Linked DNA regions of Homo sapiens: region 1 is linked to region 2. A link is a contact called in ENCODE Hi-C or POLR2A ChIA-PET data. All regions are on one chromosome and are shown on one strand. Each heading gives the region's core, a stretch centred on a gene start or an enhancer-like site at or near the end of the contact. The rest is flanking DNA. Distances are from core to core; before and after follow the strand shown.

Region 1 (3,058 bases), core at 163-2,662, 390 kb after region 2:
CATGCCATCTGAGCCCGTTTAAGGTTAACATGTCCTTGTTTCTAATGCTGACTGCTACCTTTTGTGGCCTTTAATTACTAAAATCTTTACAAATTTCTAGGAAATTCACATTGGGGCTGATGGGGGTGAAAAATAAATGACTTCTGAACGTCCTTTCAAGTCAAACAATCTATTATTCTTTTTTTTTTACTTAGGTAAGCCATACTGATTCCATAGAACAAGTCTGCTAGATCATAGCCTTACTACATGCAAGGGGAAAGCTCATTACCTGTTGGTAAAAGAAAAAGAAATCAAGCAAAGAGTTCTTTTTCTTTTTCTATTTTTTTTCTTTTCTTTTCTTTTTTTTTTTTTTTTTTTTGAGATGGAGTTTCACTCTTGTTGCCCTGACTGGAGTGCAATGGCGTGATCTTGGCTCACTGCAACCTCTATCTCCCGGGTTCAAGTGATTCTCCTGCCTCAACCTCCCGAGTAGCTGGGATTACAGATGGCCACCACCACGCCCCACTAATTTTTTGTATTTTTAGTAAAGACAGGGTTTCACTATGTTGGCCTGGTTGGTCTCGAACTCCCGACCTCAGACAATCCACCCACCTCGGCCTCCCAAAATGCTGGGATTACAGGTGTGAACCACCACACCTGGCCAAAGAGTTATTTTTCTTTGGAGACCTGGACAATACTGATTCTCTTAGCATGCATTTATTGAAGAACTAATGTGCGCCAAGCACTCAAGCTACAGCCTTTCCTCTAAAGGAGCTCCCAGTGTGGTGGGAAAGGGCCACAAGGGAGCAGGTAATGTTAACACACTATGAGAAACTAAGACAGGAATATGCACAGTGTACTCTGGGAACACAGGGGAGGGGACTCTAACCCCAAGGAGGGGTGGAAGAAGGCTGGGAAGCACTCCTAGTGGCATTGATGCTCAGGTCAAAGATGGAAGGATAAGTAAGACAGGAAGAGAAGAAGGGTGGAGATGCTGGGAGTTTGGAGAGAGTTTAGTGTGAATGTCACTTGGGGTTTCAGTTTCCAGTTGGGAATTCGGTGGGCAAGCCAAGGCTGGCAAACCAGGCCGGGGCTGGCTCATGAAAGGCCTTGGATGCCAGGTTAAGAACAGCAGATTAGGTACTGGCTTTAGTTCACATTTGGTTTCTGCTGTTATTGCTGTATCTGAGCTTGAATGCTGTTAGCATCTGGTTTAGCCACATGTCCTCAAAGAGCGTGTTTTCCTTTCACCTGCGTGTTTCTCTTAAAAATAATTTATCCTACAGGAAATAGGAGGAGGAGAGGGAGTAGGTGGGGATTTACTACTTAGTCTTAAGCCCTGGTAGAAACATTTTGACTTTTTATTCCACAGTTCTCGTTCAACGTTGGTTCAGCCCTCTGCATTCCTGGGCCTCGGTTTCTCATCTGGCAATTGAGATCACTGTGCTCTGTCTCAGACGTGCTGTGCGTCATTTGGAGAAAAGTTGTTATTTGACTACAAATGCTCTCAAGTTCCTAATCAGATTGTATGAATAATTCACAGACAACATCATCCAGGGATAAATTATATTTGGAACTTTTATGTTGACCATTTCTCAAGCCAGACTGCTGTGATTCATAACAACCTTTGGTGACGTTTTCTAAGAGGTAAAGAAAAGTAAACACAAAGAGTTCTTTTTAAAGATGAGGAAAGAATTAAGGAATAAAACAGTATCGGGGAACTGGAGAGACAGACCAAAAATACAGTGGGGGATTTTATATGTTTAAGAGTCATTAATACAAACAAAAAAAAGTCCAAATTATAGATACAGAGCAAGACTTTTTTAACACCTCCCACCCCAGTCCCTGGTTACCATCATTTCTATTCTCTGCATCTATGATTTCAACTCTTCTAGGTTCCATATATAAATGAGCACATGTGGTGTTTGTCTTTCTGTGGCTGGATTATTTCACTTAGCATTATGCTCTCCAGGTTCATTCACATTGTTACAAATGACCGAATTTCCTTATTTTTAAAGGTTGAATAGTATTCCGTTGTGTATATGTACCGCATTTTCTTTATCCATTCATCCATTAATGGATACTTAAGTTGATGCCATAGCCTGGCTACAGTGAATAATGCTGCAATAAACATGTGAGTGTAGCTATCTCTTTGACTTACTGATTTCACTTCCTTTGGATATATATCCAAAAGCAAAAATGCTGGATCATAGGGTAGTTTTATGTTTAATTTTCTGAGGAATCTCCATATTGTTTTCCACAATGGCTGTACTAATTTGCATTCCCACCAAGAGGAAGGCTTTTATTTGGGATCTGATACCATTAAGTTTTATTTTGTTTTATTTTATTTTATTTTATTTTATTTTATTTTATTTTATTTTATTTTATTTTATTTTAATTTTTGAGACGGAGTCTCGCTCTGTCACCCAGGCTGGAGTGCAGTGGTGCAATCTCGGCTCACTGCAAGCTCCGCCTCCCGGGTTCACGCCATTCTCCTGCCTCAGCCTCCCGAGTAGCTGGGACTACAGGCGCCGCCACCATGCCAGGCTAATTTTTCGTATTTTTTAGTAGAGACGGGGTTTCACCGTGTTAGCCAGGATGGTCTCGATCTCTGGACCTTGTGATCTGCCCGCCTCGGCCTCCCAAAGTGCTGGGATTACAAGCGTGAGCCACTGCGCCCGGCCCCATTAAATTTTAAACATTAAGCTGTGACAGATTTAGTAACATGGACAAGGACCCGTAGCTTGTGCATGACTGAGCAGGGATTCGTAACTAAGTCTTTCTGGCTTCAGAGGTCTTCAAAATTCTGCCTTGGTGCCTCTACTCATTGCCTCAGTGATTGATTCTCAAATAAGGACACGGTTTGGGATAAGGGTACAAAGACTTTGCCATACATGGGATTTTGTAAACGGTATCTGGGAAGTGAAGTCAGTAATTCTGGGGAAATCACAACTTTCCCAGGCCTTTCCACGGGGCATGAAAGCCACTACTTTAGTAAGATGTCCTGAGCATTGGTCTCCTGGTAAATCCATCTCAGCCCTGCAGTCACTTCCCATGGGCCCTAAGTACTGCAGGAAAA
Region 2 (3,285 bases), core at 98-2,597:
CTGAAGCAGGTTGATTAAAATCAGTTACTCAGGGGATTTGACTACACAACCCAAAACACAAGCTGGAGGAATCCAGCTTCTTCTCAGAACTGCCCCCAAATACTGAGGAAAGGTAGATTCGAGGTCTGCAATCCTCGCCTTGCTTCTCAACTCAGAGCTGTCATTGTCTCAAACACGCACTTGACACTAAACATACATTTTTCTCTGACATATTTGTATTGTTTTTTAAGCTGTATGACAAATAGTTATGCTGAGTGAGTTCCGGGCACCTAGCAGGCAGGCAGTAAATATTTGCTGTACATCGAAAGAATGCCGTTGGCTTGGCTGTCAGTATGGCTCCGATTCAGAACCATCCCATTGCTGGGTTCTTGAAGCTGGGAGGATTGCACGTTGAAGGGCTGGTCAAGCCCTGCCTGACCAGAAAGGTCTCTGTGAATACTTTGGTCATAGAGACCAGAAAGGTCTCTGTGAATACTGGAACATTCTCAGACATGCCGAGCAAAAGCTACCATCGCAGGCAAGAGGGACGGTGGGGGGAAGTGCAGCTGGGAGTTTTCATAGAGACGTGGTTCCTTTGTTCTGGTAGATTTCAGCCAGAAAGAACAGCAAATTTTTACTGTCTGCAAACCACTAAGGAGCTACTCCCCTCCCCCTTTACCTCCTTCCTTCCCAACCTGGGAATTCATTTGCTGCTTCTCTCTCCTCCTCCTCTGCCCTCGGGCAGTCCTCAGGGACAAAGCTCTTTGTTGTGAACACTCCGAGACAATACGGGATTGCACAGTCCCCAGGGCACAATCGGGGCTGTCCTCCATGGAGAGTGATCGCCCGGGCAGAGACCCCCACCTGTTGATCTCCCCCTTCCCGGGGCGAGTGGCAACCTGCATTGTGCTGGGGACGCACGCGTTTCCACAGCAGGCTCAGCAGATGGTGCTGGTGAGCAAAGCCATTCCCGTCCCTCTCGCGCCCCTCCCCACCGCCAGAGCCTCGCTGGTCTAAAGCAAAAACAGATGTTTTCATCATTTCTGGATCTGGCATGTGACTCGCAGTTCAGCAATGCGCCGACATAACCCAGAGTTGTACGTCCCCATCATCCCCCGCAAAATAAAAATCCTGAACTTAAACGAGCCTTCCTCCTAGGCGAGCCACTGACACATGATCTGTGTAATCCACCCGGCACGTGTTTAATCGGACTCCAACTGCAACTGCCTTTGTAGCCAGCCCCGGCTCTATAATTGGGAAGTTGTCTTTTTTTCAGCGAAGACACGGGACAGCCAGACTAGCTATCTTTACACCAAGGGCTGGGAAGAGGCGCTAGCCTTTTAAAATAGCCCTGGTCTGGCTGGCTGGCGAACCTGTCTGCGTGGGAGCCGGTGAGCGGGGCCAGAGCAAAACAGGAAGGCCGCGGCGGCGCACCCTGTTCCCGGCGCCCTCGGCAGGTGGCAGCATTGGCCCGAGCTGGCCTCTGCCGCTGGCCAGCCCCAAAGCAGGGCCCTTTTACTTTCGGTGGCCTCAAAATTATTAGTTCCAGATGAGTTCTTGCAATTGTAATATTTGGTTTAACCCAATCTGCCCGACTGCGTCAGCGCACGTTCAAATACAGCCGTCTGAAGTCTACCCAGACATCAGAGGCATGTTTCGGGGGTGTCAACATTCCTTACCCTTTGAAAGAATTAAAGCAAAACAAAACAAAACAAAAAAAGGAGGCTGATTTATCCCAAAACGAAAGAAGGGTGAACAGGCGTGGGGCTAGGGTGCCTGAGAGGGAGCGAGCAGTGGACATTCAGGGAAGGCGTAACAATGGAACTTTGTCCAGGAGGCCCGCTAGAGTGGAACTGGATTTATTTGTTGAACTAGAAAGGGACCTCTAGGTTCTTTGAAGGTTAGAGCAAATAAGCAAAACTGGCGTGCATTTGGTTTACCAACAGCAGAGTCCTTCAAGTCACGTAGGCTGCTATTGTCAGACACAAAACGCGTTGTTTCTGGGGCTGGGCCTCTGCTTAACACTTGGCTTGGTGTCCCAGGAAGGGGGCAGTGGAGGAGGGGGCTCCCCATCTTAGCACACAGCTTTTAGGGGCACTCTGAATGTCTGCCAAGGATGTAGACTGGGTTTCCTAAGGACAGCAGCCTAGGCCGCAGAGGACTCGTTTAGAAGACAGGAGCCCTCCTGCAGGCCCTCTGGCGAGTGGACTGGCTGGAGTCGTCAAGTGTCTTGTAAACGGCCCTGCTGTGGTTTTACTGCAACACCGTGGAGCTGGACACGGGGGAGACTAGGGACCCATCCCGGTGGTCTCAGGGTATTACAGATGCATGAGCTGAGGCTAAAAGACTCCCTCTGACCCCCAGGGCAGAGCAGCAAAATGTGCAAAGGGAGCCCAGAAATCCTGCTCCAACCACCAGCCAGGAAAGGGTGTCTCTTCCCTTAGCAGAGATGGAATAACCTGGCCTTGAAAAGACAGCCTCTGTCAAGCAGTCCCCCACACCCCTTCCCCCTGCCTGCACCTCACTTTTAAATCTGTGCTCAAATTCTTCAGTAAGATTCCTGCTAGTCGACTACAGGGAGCCTGACCGTTTCCCTGCAGGTCTCTGGCTCAACATGGTACTGATCAAAAGCTGGCACCAGTCTGGCAGATGCTTTAAGTCCTGCATGTCGGGAGCTAGCGGCTGGTGCTGGCATCAGCCAGCCAGGCAGACAGAGTGGCCATCTTGTTAGATGTGGTTGGGGCCTCGCTCATCACTTACCTGCTGCAGGGGCCACCCCACTGTGTGGAGGAGGCGTAGGAAAGATGGTGGGACCTCCACACATCTGTTCCAATACCTCCAGAGTGTTTAGGGACCCAGACTTCCTGCTATCCTCCTTTCAGTCTGAAAACTACATGTGTCCCTGCAGATTGTTGGGAAAGTGCTGATTGTCTTGGCGGGAGCCTCACCCTGATCCTAGAGGGGACTTGGCCTTGGAGGGAAATAGGCAAATTAGGCATTCAGGTGAGTACAATGGTTCGAGGCCTGTGTGCGTAGAATGGCTAAGGAATTCCAGTATTCCTTTCCATTGCTTCATTTACTTTATTCCCTTCTGAGAATCAGTTTTTGGACATGCTATAATCCAGAAATTCTCAGTCTTGCGTACTTAAGAATTGCCTGGACCCTACCCCCAGAGCTGCTGAAATCACAATGAAAAGGGGTTGGGGATAGGGGTCATGATTTTACTCCCTGCCCAGGTGGTTGTAATGTACAGCTAGAAGCTAAAAAACAAAATTTAAAAATCACTGCATTTCTAACCCAAATTCC

Evidence for each region. Hi-C counts contacts between places; a loop is a spot of excess contacts on that map. ChIA-PET counts read pairs that join two places held with the same protein, here RNA polymerase II (POLR2A). Pooled maps may share reads with other maps.
Region 1: a loop to region 2 is called in a pooled map, with 2.7 times the contacts of the local background. The contact joins two enhancer-like sites. A Hi-C loop is called at or near these places in 4 of 168 maps with a recorded cell type or tissue (IMR-90, ascending aorta and heart right ventricle), 1 of 37 single-sample maps with no recorded cell type and 4 of 50 pooled maps. POLR2A ChIA-PET finds 5 or more read pairs at or near these places in 4 of 52 experiments (A673, AG04449, BJ and 1 more).

Annotation. Positions count from the first base shown.
Region 1 is chr11:122,045,564-122,048,621 of GRCh38, forward strand. It overlaps a transcript of MIR100HG not described here. Among named protein-coding and RNA genes, the nearest start is that of MIR125B1, 53 kb to the right of the region's middle. Within about 2 kb of position 1,413, at least 5 of the 41 ENCODE cell types and tissues checked have a DNase peak (open chromatin) inside an H3K27ac peak, as active enhancers do; they include IMR-90, PC-3 and ascending aorta, where a contact is called at or near this core.
Region 2 is chr11:121,654,729-121,658,013 of GRCh38, forward strand. No RefSeq gene overlaps it. Among named protein-coding and RNA genes, the nearest start is that of SORL1-AS1, 200 kb to the left of the region's middle. RefSeq lists an enhancer at 1,109-1,318. Within about 2 kb of position 1,348, at least 35 of the 41 ENCODE cell types and tissues checked have a DNase peak (open chromatin) inside an H3K27ac peak, as active enhancers do; they include IMR-90, PC-3 and ascending aorta, where a contact is called at or near this core.